Regions from separate parts of the Homo sapiens genome. Here region 1 is linked to region 2. A link is an interaction called in ENCODE POLR2A ChIA-PET data of the cell type or tissue named here. Cell type or tissue: PC-3. All regions are shown on one strand. Links, peaks and the distances in the headings refer to the core of each region. The heading gives the core; the rest is flanking DNA.

Region 1 (8,743 bases), core at 1,535-6,534, 300 kb after region 2:
AATGTATTAACTTGCCACCAATATGCTCTCCACATAATTATTTTAATTTGGTTTCACTGTATTTTTCTTTTCTTACATGAAAAGCTGAGCCAAGATAAATTCTGACTTTCACCCTTCAGTTGCAGCCATTTCCTCTGAAGTGATGTAAAGCAGTAAAAATCTACCAGCTAGATTCTCAGATAAAATGTACCCGATAAACAAGAAGAGGATACTAACAAAAAAGGAACATTTGTAGCACACACAAAAAAGAGCTCTTGGTGAAACCCTGTCTCTACTAAAAAAAAAAAAAAAAATACAAAAAATTAGCCAGGCGTGGTGGTGGGCACCTCTAGTCCCAGCTACGCGTGGGAGGCTGAGGCAGGAGAATGGCGTGAACCCGGGAGGCGGAGCTTGCAGTGAGGCGAGATCGCACCACTGCACTCCAGCCTGGGCGACAGAGCGAGACTCCGTCTCAAAACAAACAAACAAACAAAAAGCTCTGTTGAAATATAGTAGAAATTAAGACCCAATATAAGACTCTGAAGATAAAGTAGAGGAAATCTTCTGGAAGGTAGACCAAAAAGACAAAAGAGACAGTAAGAAAATAAGGTAACAGGATCATTCCTGTGGGTCTAACATCCAAATAGTAGATGTTCCAGAAAAGAATAGAAAAAATATAAGAAAGGAAGTCATCAATTAATATAAGAAAATTTCCTTACGAAGGACACAGCTGCCATACTGTAAAGGGCTGGCAAGTACCCTGCACAAGGAATGACTGTGGACCGACACTAGGTTACATCATAGATAAATACCAAAACATGGAGACAAAGATTTTACAAACTTCCAAAGACGGGGAAATTGGTCACAAACAGATCAGGAAACACAATGACTTCAGAGATTTTCAACTGCAACATTTAAACCAAGACAATGAAACAAGGCCTTCTTAACGAAAATAATCTCTAACCTCAAACTCTAGAACAAGACAAACTTACAATAAAGTATCGTAGAATAAAGACACTTCAAATATGCAACAACTCTGTTATCCACAAAGAGACCGTAAACCAAGAAACAGGAAGACAGAAAAACTGAAAAAGAAACAAAAAGAAAAAAACAAAAAAGCCCCTCACAGCAGAGGATGAACACAGAAATCAGTATGAAAGCAGTGCGCTGGATATAGAGGACAATCAGTCTAGATTGAAGAGATGGACATTCTGAGGATGGTCATCACCAAGATCCTGAGGGCAAAATGCTCATATATAAGCCTTCCCCACTGCTGGGACCAGCTAAGGACACTCATTTGAGCTGACAAAGGTGATGTGCTTTGACTCACTCCTGTGAAAAGAAGGTAGCTCTGGAATGAGACATCAATTTTGACAAAAGAAATTAAAAAAAAAAAAAAAGGATAAAAGAAGGTAGGTCATGGTGAGCCTAGAAGCAGAAAATACCAGAGCAGCTAACTCCCTCTGACCATATTCCTCCACATCTCCGGCACACGGTGAGCAATGGTTTCAGTGTGCCAGATGCCCTAACTCCAGTGTGAGCCCTAGGTTTCCCATAATCCACTCATGACTGTGCTCACAAGCTTCCCCAGGGAGGCTCTAAAAATTCACAGGGAAGCTGAATCCGGACTTGACCCTAAGATTCTGTTCAGCTCATCTTCTAGGAGCTGCATCTGAAAGTGACATTAGAAGGCTGGGTGCGGTGGCTCACGCTTGTAATCCCAGCACTTTGGGAGGCCGAAGAGTGTGGATCACAAGGTCAGGAGATCGAGACCAGCCTGGCTAACACAGTGACACCCCATCTCTACTAAAAATACAAAAAATTAGCCAGGTGTGGTGGTGAGGGGGCCCGTAGTCCCAGCTACTCGGGAGGCTGAGGCAGGAGAATGGCGTGAACCCAGGAGGCGGAGCTTGCAGTGAGCCGAGATCGCACCACTGCACTCCAACCTGGGTGACAGAGCAAGACTCCTCTCACCAAAAAAAAAAAAAAAAAAAAAGAGAGAAAGTGACATTAGAGTCCGTTGTTTACACTGCCCTGAAGTGTGTGCTTCCTAGTTTCATTTTTTTTAAAAACTAAACAATGCGTTATTTAGAGATATATGCACAGGAAATAAAATGACAAAGAAAAGTAAGGGAACAAATACATCAATCAGGATAGTGATTATTTTGTGGGGGGAGACGGGTTGAGGAAAAGAACTGTAAAGTTTTCTTTCTCTTTTTTTCTTTTTTTTTTTTTTGAGATAGCATCTTGCTCTGTGGTATGAACACGGCTCACTGCAGCCTTGATTTCCAGGACTCATTTTGAGATAGCATCTTGCTCTGTGGTATGAACACAGCTCACTGCAACCTTGATTTCCAGGACTCAAGGGATCCTCCTGCCTCAGCCTCCCAAGTAGCTGGGACTACAGGCCTGTATCACGACACCTGGCTAATTATTTTATTTTTTTGTAGAGATGGGGTCTCACTTTGTTGCCCGGGCTGGTCTGTAACTCCTGGGCTCAAGTAATCCTCCCTCCTTAACCTCTGAAAGTGCTGCAATTATAGGTGTGAGCCACCATACCTGGCCAACTGTGCAGGCAGTACTGTTCAACAGAAATATATAATGTGAATCACAAATGCAAGCCACATATGTAACTGTAAATTGTCTAGCAGGCATTTTTTTTTTTTTAAGAGACAGGGTCTCCCTCCTTCACCCAGGTTGGATTGCAGTGGCACCATCACAGCTCACTACAGCCTTGAACTCCTGGGCTCAAGCAAACCTCCCACTTCAGCCTCTCCAGGAGCTAGGACTACAGGCACACCCCACTATGCCCAGTCACTTAAAAAATGTTTTTATTTTTTAAGGATGGGGTCTCACTATGTTGACCAGGCTGGTCTCGGACTCCTGGCTTCATGCAATCTTCCCACCTTGGCCTCCCAAAGTGCTAGGATTACAGGCATGAGTAACTGCACTCGGCCTAGTAGGTATTTTTTAAAAAGTAAAAAGAGGTGAAATTAATTTTAATAATGTTACTTAACTCAAAACATCTAAAATTTTCAACATGGTATCAAGCAAGCAATATCTTGGGTCAGGCACAGTGGCTCACGCCTGCAATCCCAGCACTGCGGGAGGCTGAGGCAGGTGGATCACTTGAGCTCACAAGTTCGAGACCAGCCTGGGCAACATGGGAGGAGGGCTTGAGCCTGGGAGACAGAGGTTGCAGAGAGCTGAGATCGTGTCACGGCACTCCAGCTTGGGTGACAGAGCCAGAACTTGTCTCAAAATATATATATATATTCCTATTGCTATATATATGTATGCGTGTGTGTGTGTGTGTGTGTGTGTGTGTGTGTATACACATATATATATATGCCTGTAATCCCAGCTACTCAGGAGGCTGAGGCAGGAGAATAGCTTAAAACCCAGAAGGTGGAGGTTGCAGTGAGCCAAGATCACGCCACTGCGCTCCAGCCTGGGCAACAGAGCGAGACTCCAACTCAGAAAAAAAAAAACACAAAAAAAACACCAAAATCATATAATACATTTAACGTAGACTTGAAATAAGGCTCTCAGCTTAAACATTTTACCTATATATGTTGGTCATTTAGACATTTCTCACGTTTTACATAAACGTGGCAGGTTATGCTATTCATGATGACACTTAGAAAACTAATTTAGTTAAGTTGATAGAAATACATACAAAAACACACTGTGAAACAAACCCAGAAAAAATAATGAGTATAAAACTGGATCCATATATGTATGTGTGTGTGTACATATATATATATAGCAATATATTACATTATTTTGGATATATATTTTGGATATATATACATATATTTGGATCCATATATATATTACATTTTGGATCCATATAAATACATTACATTATTTTTGTTTTTCATACCAGGTTTCAAAATCTGGTTTGTGTTTTTTCACACATCACATGTGAATTCACACTAGCGACATTATAAGTGTTCAACAGCCACATGTGGATTGTATAATAGCTACCATACGGAACATCAGTCCTACTATACCTATGTTCCTTTTATTATTATTCCTAAAATGTACATGTTTTTATCTATTCTTTGTAAGACACATCTAACAAATGAAAAATAACTTAAAAGAATTCCTAAAAGGAAAATGCATCAAGTACAGTAGTCCCCGCTTAGCCACAGTTTTGCTCTCCATGATTTCAGTTACTCACAGTCAATCACGGTCCAAAAATATTATATGAAAAATTCCAGAAATAAACAATTCATAAGTTTTAAATTGCACTCCTTCTCTCCAGAGAGGTGAATCATCTCTTTGTCCAGCACATCCATGTTTTATAAGGAATGTGTCCATTAGTTACTTAGTGGCCATCCTGCTGCAGTATGGCAGTGCTTATGTTCAAATAACCTTAATTTTACATTGATTACTGTATATTGTTATTAGTGTTCCACTTTATTTTTTTAAACTTTTAGTTTTTTGGAGACAGGGTTTTGCTCTATTGCCCAGGCTAGAGTGTCATGGCTCAATCATAGTTCACTGTAGGCTCAAACTCCTAGGTTCAAGCAATTCTCCCACCTCAGCCTCCCAAATAGCTAGGACTACAGGTGCATGCCACCATACCCGGCTAATTTTTAAACTTTTTTGTACAGACAGGGTCTCATATTGCCCAGGCTGGTCTCAAACTCCTGGACTCAAGCAATCCTCCTGCCTTGGTCTCCCAAAACATTGAGATTATAGCTGTGAGCAGCCTTGCCCGGCCACGTTCTACTTTATTATTAGTTAAGGTTGTTAATCTCTTACTGTGCCTAATTTATAAACTAAACTTTATCATACGTATATATGTATATCTGTATAGGAAAAAAACAGCACATATATAGGATTTGGTACTATCAACAGTACAGGAATCCCTGAAAGTCTTAGAACGTTATATATACATATATATGTGTGTGTCTTAGAACATAATGCTATATATATTGACATATAATTTATATATTATATATTTATATATTATATATAATTTATGTGATATATATTACATATAAATATGTGATATATAAATTATATATATAACATATATTATATATATCACATATAATTTATATATGATATATTTATGATATATATATATCAGTAGAGTAACTTGGTGGACCAAAATAACTCTAAATAAGGCTTTGGAAGGTGGTATGTGGAGTTTGCATCAACTTACCTAATGATTACTTATTAGCAGTAGTGTAGTATGCAAAGAACAGACTTAGGGGTAAAAAATAAGTGGGTCTGGGTCCTGGCTGTACCAGGAAACAGATAATACGACTTTTGAAGGTTAACTTAGCCTCCTGGCCTCAGTTTCCTCAGCTGTAAAATCAAGCTATCACCAGATATGTTCTAAAATTAAACAGTTCTTCTATACAGTGCAGTATTAGGAGAATTAGTGATAATGTAAACCATCTAGCACAGTGTCCGGTGGTAGTGATCACCATAAAAACTGCTTTGCAGTTCTCAAAAAGCATTTAAAATGGTTCATGGGAGGCCAAAGTGGAAGGATCACTTGAACCCAGCCAGGAGTTCGAGACCACCCTAAGCAACATAGTGAGACCCCATCTCTACAAAAAGTAAAACAAAAAAAAACAGCTGGTGCGGTGGCATGTGCCTACAGTCCCAGTGAGGTGGAAGAATCGCTTGAGCCTGGGAGGTTGAAGCTGCAGTGAGCCATGGTTGTGCCATTGCATTCCAGCTTGGGAGACAGAGTCTGTCTCAAAAATAAACAGAATGGGGCCGGGCGCGGTGGCTCACGCTTATAATACCAGCACTTTGGGAGGCCAAGGTGGGCAGATCACCTGAGGTCAGGAGTTCGAGACCAGCCTGGCCAACATGGTGAAACCGTCTCTACTAAAAGTACAAAAATCAGCCGGGTGTGGTGGCAGGCTCCTGTAATCCCAGCTACTCAGGAGGCTGAGGCAGGAGAATAGCTTGAATCCGGGAGGCGGAGGTTGCAGTGTGCCGAGATTGCGCCACTGCACTCCAGCCTGGCAGACAAGAGACTCTGTCTCAAAATAAGTAAATAAATAAAAAATAAATAAAATGGTTCAGAGTTCTGAAATACTCACAAATTACATAATGGTGATGGTTGTGAATATATTAAAAACCACTCAGTGGCCAGGCGCGGTGGCTCACACCTGTAATCCCAGCACTTTATGAGGCCGAGGTGGGTAGATCACCTGAGATGAGGAGTTCAAAACTAGCCTGACCAACATGGAGAAACCCTGTCTCTACTAAAAATACAAAAAATTAGCCAAGCATGGTGGCACATGCCTGTAATCCCAGCTACTCGGGAGGCTGAGGTAGGGAATTGCATGAACCCGGGAGGTGGAGGTCGTGGTGAGCTGAGATGGCGCCATTGCACTCCAGTCTGGACAACAAGAGTGAAACTCCATCTCAAAAAAAAAAAAAAGAAAAAAAAAAAAAAGGCTAGACACGGTGGCTCACAAGGTCAAGAGATCGAGACCATCCTGGCTAACATGGTGAAAACCCGTCTCTACTAAAAAAATACAAAAAAATTAGCCAGGCGTGGTGGCGGGCTCCTGTAGTCCCAGCTACTCGGGAGGCTGAGGCAGTAGAATGGCATGAACCCGGGAGGCAGAGCTTGCAGTGAGCTGAGATCATGCCACTGCACTCCAGCCTCGACAACAGAGCGAGACTCTGTCTCAAACAAACAAACAAAAAACACCATTCAGTTGTGTAATTGGTGAATTAAGATGCTGACTTTCGTTTCAATTTTTAACTTCATGTAATATCTTATTTTAATATTTTATAAATAGCTTTTAAAAAAGTGAGTATAGTCTCACTGAGAATATGTGTCAGGAAGAACCAAAAAGCTCAATTCTCTCCCCTGGTCAACTGCCTGAATTTTCTTTTTTTCTTCATATCCAATGTTTTCATACAGAATATTCAGGATGGATATTTTAACCTTGGCCAATACATTTAAGGAAAATAAAAAATGTTTTAGGGGTTTTTTTTGTTATTTGTTTGTTTGGAGATGGAGCCTTGCTCTGTCACCCAGGCTGGAGTGCCGTGGTGCGATCTCTGCTCACTGCAACCTTTGCCTCCCAGGCCCAAGCAACTCTCCCACCCCAGCCTCTCTCAAGTAGCTGGAACCAGAGGCATGCGACACCACGCCTGACCAATTTCTGCATTTTTATTTTTATTTTTTTTGAGATGGAATTTTGTTCCCAGGCTGGAGTGCAGTGGCGCGATCTTGGCTCACTGCACCCTCTGCCTCCCAGGTTCAAGTGATTCTCCTGCCTTAGCCTCCCGAGCAGCTGGGACCAGAGGCACCCACCACCATGCCCAGCCAATTTTTGCATTCCTAGTAGAGACGGGGCTTCACCATGCTGGCCACGCTAGTCTTGAACTCCTAACCCCAGGCGATCCACCCGCCCTGGCCTTCCAGAGCACTGGGACCAAAGGCACGAGCCACGGCACCTGACCCAGTAAAAAAATGGCCAAGAAATGTTCTGGATAGCAAAGGGATGGATAGAAACTCAGGACTAAAAAGCTGGTGTGAATAAATATCCTAAAAAAAAAATTTAAAGGGTTCTCCCAAATGGCTCATTACTTAGAACACTGTTCTGCAAACAGGGCCACACGATTATTAGAAACTATCATTGTTATTATATGGAACAAACTTTGAACATCTATGATATGGGCAGATTTGTTTATTTGAAAACATCTACATTCTTCTAATGTAAATGTCGAAGTCACAAGTTTCTAGGCCATCCTTTTGTTTTAATCTGAAGATTAACCTGTCTTTACATCTGAAGTTTTAAAACACAAAAAGGCTCAGTACTGACTGCATACATGGGTAAAAGGTTTTTCATCCACAAAAACAACCTGCCAACCATCCCCAGACTCAGCCCTTTCCCTCTTAGGTACAGCCTGCATTAGAGTCCTGAAAGCACAGCAATACTGCCAAGAGGCACGTTTTATTTTTTTAAATAGTTTCCACACATGGCATTGAAGACATTTCAAATGGTATTTATTTATTGAGACAGAGTCTTGCTGTGTTGCCCAGGCTACAGTGCAGTGGCATGATCTCAGCTTATGCCTGGCTAATTTTTTTTTTTTTTTAGTAGAGACGGGGTTTCACTATGTTGGCCAAGCTGGTCTTGAACTCCTGACCTTGTGATCTGCCTGCCTTGGCCTCCTAAAGTGCTGGGATTACAGGTATGAGCTACTGCGCCCGGCCCTTCAAATGTTATTTAAAATTCTTAGTTCCTAAACACACATCAATTTGAGGAGGCCCAGCTTAAACTGAAAAGCTTATAACAGATAATACTTTCCAACTGTTCACGTGCATACTTTCATAAAAAAAGGAACAATAATTAAAGTCTACCATATCACTATTATACTTTAGCTTGTCTGTAGCTTCCAATCCTCTGTACAAAACTAAGCATCAAAGAATAATATTGAAGAAACAAAGTCTCTGCACCTGAAGGTAAACAGCATTTTTATGCTGTTAAAAAGAAATTACAAACGTTTTCTTCCCTGTAAGATGAGGATCACAAAAGTATCAGTGCATGTATGTCTGCATCAATTAGAACACTACCTGCAAGGGGGCATGAGGGAACTTTTTGAAGCAATGGTGAACTTTGGTGGTGGTTATACTACTGAATACACAGTTGTCACAGACTTGTACACTTAAAATAGGTGAACTGTACTACATGTAAATTATACCTCAATAATGCTGATTGAAAAACTACAAGTGAAAATGGGAAATAGTAAAACTAGGGCATAG
Region 2 (8,743 bases), core at 2,360-7,359:
CCAAAGGTGGTATACCAAGGAAGGCTGTATACCAAAGCATTAACTAGGACCAAAATGTTGTTTTTCATGCTTTTCAGTCTTTTCCAAAATTATTACAATAAAATTGTATCAATTTAAAAATATTAAAAATGCTATTTAAAATGAAATAAAGTAATCCATACTCCCAATATTTATATGTACTGGGACATCCAAGAAATGAACATTAAAGTCACACCTCATTATGTCTTTTTGTGTGTTTGTTTTTTGAGACAGAGTCTCACTCTGTCGCTCAGGCTAGAGTGCAGTGGCGCAATCTGGGCTCACTGCAACCTCCGCTTCCCGGGTTCAAGCAATTCTCATGCCTCAGCCACTCAAGTAGCTGGGATTGCAAGCATGTGCCACCACGCATGGCTAATTTTTGTATTTTTAGTAGAGATGGGGTTTTGCCATGTTGGCCAGGCAGGTGTTGAATTCCTGGCCTTAGGTGATCTGCCCATCTCAGCCTCCCAAAGTGCTGAGATTACAGGTGTGAGCCACCATGCCCGGCCCGTGTCTCATTTTATCACAAAATACTCTAAAAATCATTTGTCAATAAATGATAAGAAATCAAGAAAATAAAATACATGTTATAAACCGAAAATGCTTAATGTCTGAACTACAGTGTAGAGTCAATCTACTAAAGTTATTGCTTGGCTTTTAGGAATTGATGTTTAGAGTTTGTGTATAATTCACTAGATTCTTCCAAGGGAAGAGGCACTGAGACCGAAGAATATTTTCTCAAGTAAAAGGTCACTTGATTTATCTGACAGTGCCAAGCTAATCCACAAGGATTCACTGGATGCAACTTCTCTGGTGGAAAGCTTTCTCCCGGCCTGTGACATGACCATTAATGTGGCATAACCACTTTATTTATTTTTTATTTATTTATTTTTTTAAGATGGAGTTTCACTTTTGTTGCCTAGGCTGGAGTGCAATGGCGTGATCTCGGCTCACCACAACCTCTGCCTCCCAGGTTCAAGTGATTCTCCTGCCTCAGCCTCCCGAGTAGATGGGATTACAGGCATGCGCCACCAAGCCCGGCTAATTTTGTATTTTTAGTAGAGACAGGGTTTCTCCATGTCGGTCAGGCTGGTCTTAAACTCGCAACCTCAGGTGATCTGTCTGCCTCGGCCTCCCAAAGTGCTGGGATTACAGGCGTGAGCCACTGTGCCCAGCCTGGCATAACCACTTTAGCTATATTGGCTTATCAACTGTATTTACAGGAATATAGTAAACATTCCCCAGTAATATATCCCAAACACAAGAGATTCTACAGCTGCAAAGGTTCTTGGTTGGGCAGCCCAGGAAGCCCAGGGTGTGAGCTGGATGTATGCAGATGAGTCGCCAGTCTCTAATTAAATCAATCACTGATGTAATTTTCTGGGTATACTAATGATGTAAAGTGATGTAAATGAAATTGAACTCTCCAAGTACAGCTTGTGCTTTCATGGGCTCTGGGTTAGGCCTGCTCTGTAAGGTCCTTCTGGCAGTGAGAGGATGGAAGAAAAACACAGCCAGTAAACCTGTGCTTGCTTCAAATTGGTTCTTTCTCAACTATGTGTCTTCATCTTACCCAATATTGGCTATGGCAGCTGAGATAACTGATGTTTTAATCATTTTATAATCACAGGGAGAAAACTTACCCATTTCAATCCTGCTGTCAACATTAGCACTGACTTTTGATGCAGAGCTCTCACCTGTTACACAGTTTTTCATTGTCTTCTCCCTAGAGCTGCCACATAGAATAATTTATTTACAACTCAAAAAAAAAAAAAAGGCTTCTGAGATCACCAGTAAATGCTATTTAGAAAGCAGTCTATGGTGATCAGATTTTTCTCAAATGCTCTAGAACATATTAATTTAATTATGTTTCAGCCGGGCACAGTGGCTCACCCCTGTAATCCCAGCACTTTGGGAGGCCGAGGCGGGTGGATCACCTGAGGTCAGGAGTTCAAGACCAGCCTGGCCAACATGGCGAAACCCTGTCTCTACTAAAAATACAAAAATCAGCCACGTGTGGTGGCGGGTGCCTGTAGTCCCAGCTACTCAGAAGGCTGAGGCAGGAGAATCACTTGAACCCAGGAGGCAGAGGTTGCAGTGAGCTGAGATCACGCCACTGTACTCCAGTTTGGGTGACAGAGCAAGACTCTGTCTCCAAAAAAAAAAAAGTTGCACAAATATTTCAGTTAAAGCCATACTTTATAAGAAAAAGTAATATTTATACTGGGAAATATGAGAGAAGGACACTATAGTTCAGCCTGTAAAATGTGAAAGCCAGAAGATTTAGAACTTAGATACTCTGTTTTCTTGACACATACTTAGATCTGAATGATTGAGGGGGTAGGACAGTTTCTTTTGAATTAAAACACTCATAGTTAGGACACAGAAAGGAAGGTTCTGCTGCCAAGAATTATAGAGGAGACAACTATAGCCATTATTTAGAAAAGCAGACAAGAAAGGCAGGTAGATACCTTGGGTAGTACAGTAAGTACACAAAGCCTAGGCTGTATGTATCAGATGCTTTATAATCACCATTTCATGTAATCATAAAAGGCCCCCTACTGGTCATTATCTCCATTTTATAGGTGGGGGAACTGGGACTCAGAAAGGCTTAAAAAAAAAAAAACTTCACCCAAGGTTAGAGAGCTTATAAGATATTAATGTTAATACAGGGTACTTGAGTAACATTTTTCCTCCAGTTTTGCAATCATTATATGGTAAATAAACAGATAAATGATGGAATTAATTTATCTGTTTATTAGAAGGTTTATTCAGTTACACATTAATTAATCTCTGTATTTTTGTAGTGAATGTTACCCATTGCATTTAAAATAGAAATTAATCCACAAAACATATAAACAATGTTTTAGAAGCATTCAATTTCTATCTAAAGAAGAGTGACTATTCCATGCAAAGTAACCTCAATAAATCTGATTTTAAAAAATAGGAAACTAAGAAAAAAATAGGAAACTAAGAATGTTCACTGAAGGCTGCACTAAAAAACATATAATGGATCAGAGCAGAGACAGGCAAAGTCACTGGGAAAGGGAAGGATCTCAGGCCAATAGGCACTGACCTCATTCATTCATCATTCAATACATTATTTCTTAGCATCGTCTGTATTCCAGACACGGTTCTAGCAACTGGGATACTGTAATAAGCAAGACCAACAAGATCCTTGTTCTCATGGAGTTTATGTTCTAGTAGTAAAGGTAAAAGCAATAAACAAACAAAAGACTTATTCTGGAGAATAATATAAGAATAATGTTGTGGGGATATGTTCATGATAGCTTGTTAAATTAAAAATGGTGAGCTAGGCAGTGGTGTGCACCTGTAATCCCAGCTACACAGGAGGCTGAGGCAGCAGAATCACTTGAACCCGGGAGGTGGAGGTTGTAGTGAGCCAAGATCGCACCACTGCACTCCAGCCTGGGTGACAGAGCAAGACTCCGTCTCAAAAAGAAAAAAAAAAAGGATATTTACCAGAATATAATGAATGTTTCTTTCTGAATGGTAGGATTATGAATTACTTATTTTATCCCTTGTGTTTTTTTCTGTACTTTCCAAATTCTCAACAATAAGCATGTATTACCTTTGTCATCAGAAAAAATGCTGATATTATCTATATGTGTCTATAGTACAAGGATATCTGGAAGGATATATACCAAACATTACTAATAGTTAACTCTCAATTGTAGGATATGAAGTGATTTTGACTTTTTTCAGTGTACTTTTCTGTATTATTAAAATTGTAATGGACTGCTATCTATTTTTAAAAAATAATAAAACTACTTTTTAAAAAGCATAGGTTTGGGGGTAGAAGATAATGGTAACTTCTTTTGATAGGATTTTAGTAATGGACAAAGCTACCATTCAGAAATTTTAGAGCCTCAATGTTTGTTCACTTTTTGTTTCGAAGAGAAATGCTTCTCTTCCCTTCCTTTAACAAATTTATCTCTAACAATCTTGCCCATGGTAATGTAATCCTAATTCAATAGGACAAGATCAGGAACTGATTGATAACTCTACTGAGAAAGAGTTGGTAAGCATTTATAGGAATAAGTAATCTCATAGTATCCCTATCTATAACCTGTGAACAACAACTTTAGAGAATTTCTAACAATTATACCCAAAGTTCAAGAAAACAGGAATGTACCCACTGAGGGCCAGATTATCATCCCAGATAAATCTCAGTTTGCAGAATAAATACTTTTATTCCTGATCTGAGGATTCTTACAATTTGTGGGAAATTTCTGCTGGAAAATGAAGAAAGCTAAGCAGGAATTCACTATTTCCTATGTCCAGAACCAAACTTTAAAAATTTTGTAAAGAATCTTCTTACCTTTTTTCCACCTCTAAAAGAAAATTTTCACTGTTGCCCAACTGACTAAAATGCAGCTTGGCAGCTTTTCTCTCACCTTCACGTACAGTTCGGTCATCTGGAGGCAAAAACCGTGGTCTGAGCATGTTTCTTTTTTTGGCATAGACATAACTAGTAGTTAATCAGAAAACCATATTCGCAGAGGAAAAATTAGGACCAGTCTCATCTTGGTGTGTTAGAGACAGGTCACAAAATAATGCTATTATGTTGTCACTGGAGCAGGCAGGAACTCAGGGAGACTGCAGGAAGCCATAGCGACCACTGCCTCACAGTTGTAACTACCCTTCAGGAAAGCAGAGCTTGGACAGTAAACAATTCAAAGGCCTAATGTTAGGGCTGAAAGTCATACCATTGTCTGAAAGAGTTTACTTAGTTTCCCTACAATTACTTTCCCAGGGCCATGTGAAATCCAATTTTGTATCAATAAGAAATGTATACTCAACAATAAAATTATAAGGAAGTCCAGTCTGGGCAACATGATGAAACCCCATCTCTACAAAAAACACAAAAATTAGCTGGGTGTGGTGGTGCGTGCCTGTAGTTCCAGCTACTTGGGAGACTGAGATGTGAGAATTGCTTGAGCCTGGGAGGTCCAGGCGGCAGTGAGCCAAGATCGTGCCACTGCACTCCAGCCTGGGCAACAGAGTGAGACCCTGTCTCAAAATAAATAAATAAATAAAAAATAAAGTAAAATAATAAGAAAATATAGACCAGCTCATTTGAAGGAATATTTCTTCAACTAAGCCCCCAACTAAGCCCCCAAATAAATTGTATTAGCTTTCTATTGCTAATACAGTTGCAAAGTTGGGGCACCTGGAAAAATAATTCTCAACCTGGAAATTTTGTGTTGAGGAGGAAGGGGCGGTGAAACCATCAACTGAAGAAAACTAAAGCTGGAAGTAACTAATAAAATCATAGACTGTCATTCAATAAACAATAAAAGAACTCGTCATACATCCTGCCAACACAAAAGAGTTACATAAATATTGACTAATAAACAAATATATCCTGCCAGTGCACACTGTGGGCCAACATCCAAAAGGTTAAGGGGCAGCTGATTTAAAGTAAGATTCTGTGGACAGGAACAGAGAAGGAAGGTCTTACCTAATTTCTCCAGAGTTTGTAGTGTATATACAGCAAAGAGCCTATAATCTGTATCTTTCCTTACAACAGGATTAAGTCTCAAATCCAGTTCTTTGAGGAAGGGTAACGGTTGTAGACGGGACACTTCCACTAATGAAGGAATGTTGTTATAATATAAATTCAGGTCTTGGAGTGAACATAAATACTGGATTCCCTACAAGGAAAACACCACATTATGAAATGGCATATTGGTAAAGACTAGGAACCTCATAGATAAAGATGGAAATATATGTTACTTTCCGTCCTTAAACATGTTATCCAAGTCCCCGTGAGAAAGGCAGGGCTGGAACTCTCACTTAACTTGTCCGAAAATAAGACCACTGCAGTCCATGAGCACTGGGTGTTCCATACGTTAAATAATTCACATATATAATACATTTCCTTCTTTACAAAATCTGACACTCAAATATCTGCAGTCAATTCTCCACTTCTGTTGGCTCTCCAATTATTCTCCCAATGCAATCCAATCCTTCACAGTGGTTTCCCAGTGGCCAAGCCACATTAGAATTCTCTCACTTTTGTCCCAACCCCTCTCCTGATCCCAAAAGCACCTTAATTTACAAGAAGAAGGGAGGTAAGCAAAAAAGCTGGTTCTGGGGGAAAGGGGCATGGTTAAAAAAAAAAAAGTGTGTGTGTGTGTATGTGTGTGTGTGTTGTGTTGTGTTCTCATATCTCAGTGCCTCACTTATATGGTCAAAGGACTATTTAGGGAAACAAAACAATGCTATCTCCAAGTCCTCACTCCTGGACCAGTCTAGGCCTCCTAGACTGTTTTCCTCTTCAGAGTTCCTGCTACCACGCAAGCTTCCCATTTAATCAATCAGTCAGTTCTCCTTTGCAGAAATGTTCTTCCTTGTTCAGTTCTCTTTCTTGTGGATTTAGCAACCCCACCCTCTACCTAACTGGCAACAGTACAATCAGGCCTGGCAAACTCAAGAGGAAAAGCCACAGTTTTCTTCCTCTGCTGAAACCTGCTATTGAAAAGATTTCATCTTTATGTATTTAGCTAGTTAGCTGCTTTTGCCCAATACTAAATTTCAGGACAATTTCAAAACATGTACATATGTATAATCGCATACTTTTTTTTTTTTTTTTTGAGACAGGGTATCACTCTATCGCCCAGGCTGGAGTGCAGTGGTACGATCAGAGCTCACTGCAGCCCTGACTTCCTGGGCTCAAGTGATGCTCTCGCCTCAGCCCCTGAGTAGCTGGGAATACAGGCATGTGGCACCACACCTGGCTAACTATTTTTTGATTTTTAGTAGAGACAATGTCTCACTATGTTGCCCAGGCTGGTCTTGAACTCCTGAGCTCAAGCAATTATCCTGCCTTGGCCTCCCAAAGTGTTGGGATTACAGGCATGAGCCACTGTGCCTGGTTAATCATATACTTTTAATAGTACAAATGCAAAAAAAAAAATAGTAAAAATGCTTTCCATAAAAGGAATTCTGTCATTGAGAATTATTTTGGAAAGGTGAAATTATTTTCCATCATGTATTTATAAAATAATGTTTTTATTCTCCTCCCATTTAAAATTATCATTTTCTCATTGCAAGAAATTTAGAAAACCCAAAGATAGATACAAAACATTCCCAACACAACCCTGTTTATACTTTGATGCATTTCTTTCTGTTTTGTATTTGTTTTTTTTGTTGTTGTTGTTTTCTCCAATTCCATTAACTTCCATATTGTTAATGGGTCAGTGGTGAGGAATAGCTATCAGTGCCCTTGGCCTCACTCTCAGGGCAGTGCACCATTAGGACTGTCTTTCATGGTCTAATGGCCCAGCTCAAGTTTTTTTGTTTTTTGGTTTTTTCTGAGAGGATCTTGCTCTGTCACCCAGGCTGGAGTGTAGTGGCATGAACAAGGCTCACTGCAGCCTTGAACTCCTAGGGCAAGGGATCCTCCTGCTTCAGCCTCCCAAATAGCTGGGATTATAGGCACGCACCAACAACTATGGTTTTTGTTTGTTTGTTTGTTTCTGTTTTGTAGAGACAGGGTCTTGCTTTATTGCTCAAGCTAGTCTCAAACTCCTTGCCTCAAGTGATCCTCCTGCCTCAGCCTCCCAAAGTGCTGGGATTACAGACATAAACCACCACACCTGGCTTAAGTAATCTTTTAATGTCTCTCAGTGTAAAAATTAAGGAAACTCTTATCCTCTCACTTTTACCAGTTGTCATGAATTTATGTATTCCCCAAAGTTACGCTACAAATAATCACAAAACATTTTCTCCCAGGAAAATTAAACAAAGGGATTCAGAACTGTTAAAGATTAATATAAAATCACAGATGTGGCTGGGCATGGTGGCTCATGCCTCTAATCCCAGCACTTTGGGAGGCTGAGGTGGGCAGATCACCTGAGGTCAGGAGTTTGAGACCAACCTGGCTAACATGGTGAAACCCTGTCTTTACTAAAAATACAAAAATTAGCTGGGTGTGGTGGTGGGTGCCTGTAATCTCAGCTACTCAGGAGGCTGAGTCAGGAGAATCTCCTGAACCTGGGAGGCGGAGGTTGCAGTGAGCCAAGATCACACTACTGCACTCCAACCTGGACGACAGAGTGAGACTCTGTCTCAAAAAAAATAAATAAAAATCATAGATGCAAAAAATATAGAAAACTAACATTACTGAGTGCTTCCTATATGCCAAGCACTGTACCAGGAGTCTTATATATGTTCTATTTGATTACACGTGTTAACTTGATTTTTTTTTTTTTTGAGATGGTCTCACTCTTTTGCCCAGGCTGGAGTGTAGTGGTGCGATCTAGGCTCACTGCAACCTCTGCCTCCCAGGTTCAAGCAATTCTCCTCCTTCAGCCTCCCAAGTAGCTGGGACTACAGGCGCCTGCCACCACGCCTGGCTAATTTTTGTATTTTTAGTAGAGACGGGGTTTCACCATGTTGGCCAAGCTGGTCTCGAACTCCTGACTTCGGGATCCACCCACCTTGGCCTCCCAAAGTGCTGAGATTACAGGCATGAGCCACCGTGACCAGACAACTTGATTTTTTAAAATAGAGATAGGGGTCTCACTATGTTGCTCAGGCTGGTCTTGAACTCCTGGGCTCAAGCAATCTGCCTGCCTCAGCCTTCCGAAGCGCTGCATTATAGGTGTGAGTCACCGTGCCCAGCCCTAATTTGATTATTTTCCTAAGTTTTTCACCCAGTTTACCGAAGTGAAAGAAAGGAAGTATAAAAACAAAT

The links. Peaks named below come from ENCODE experiments on the same cell type or tissue, not always from the same donor. Only the 100,000 strongest peaks of a DNase experiment are listed, where the experiment ranks them.
Region 1: POLR2A ChIA-PET joins it to region 2 with 16 read pairs; 4 of 35 experiments call an interaction of 5 or more read pairs at or near these places.

The regions. Positions count from the first base shown.
Region 1 is chr16:67,046,481-67,055,223 of GRCh38, reverse strand. All of the region lies in intron 3 of CBFB (core-binding factor subunit beta), which reads right to left. Among named protein-coding and RNA genes, the nearest start is that of CBFB, 22 kb to the right of the region's middle. In PC-3, for the core only: no CTCF peak of the experiment used is centred there; no DNase peak of the experiment used is centred there.
Region 2 is chr16:67,343,209-67,351,951 of GRCh38, reverse strand. It overlaps LRRC36 (leucine rich repeat containing 36), which reads right to left. Exons shown (of 14, transcript NM_018296.6): 3 at 5,504-5,696; 4 at 4,361-4,457; 5 at 1,662-1,750. Among named protein-coding and RNA genes, the nearest start is that of LRRC36, 21 kb to the right of the region's middle. In PC-3, for the core only: a CTCF peak has its summit at 2,596 (motif pointing left); a DNase peak (open chromatin) is centred at 5,411; H3K27ac peaks cover 1,713 bases.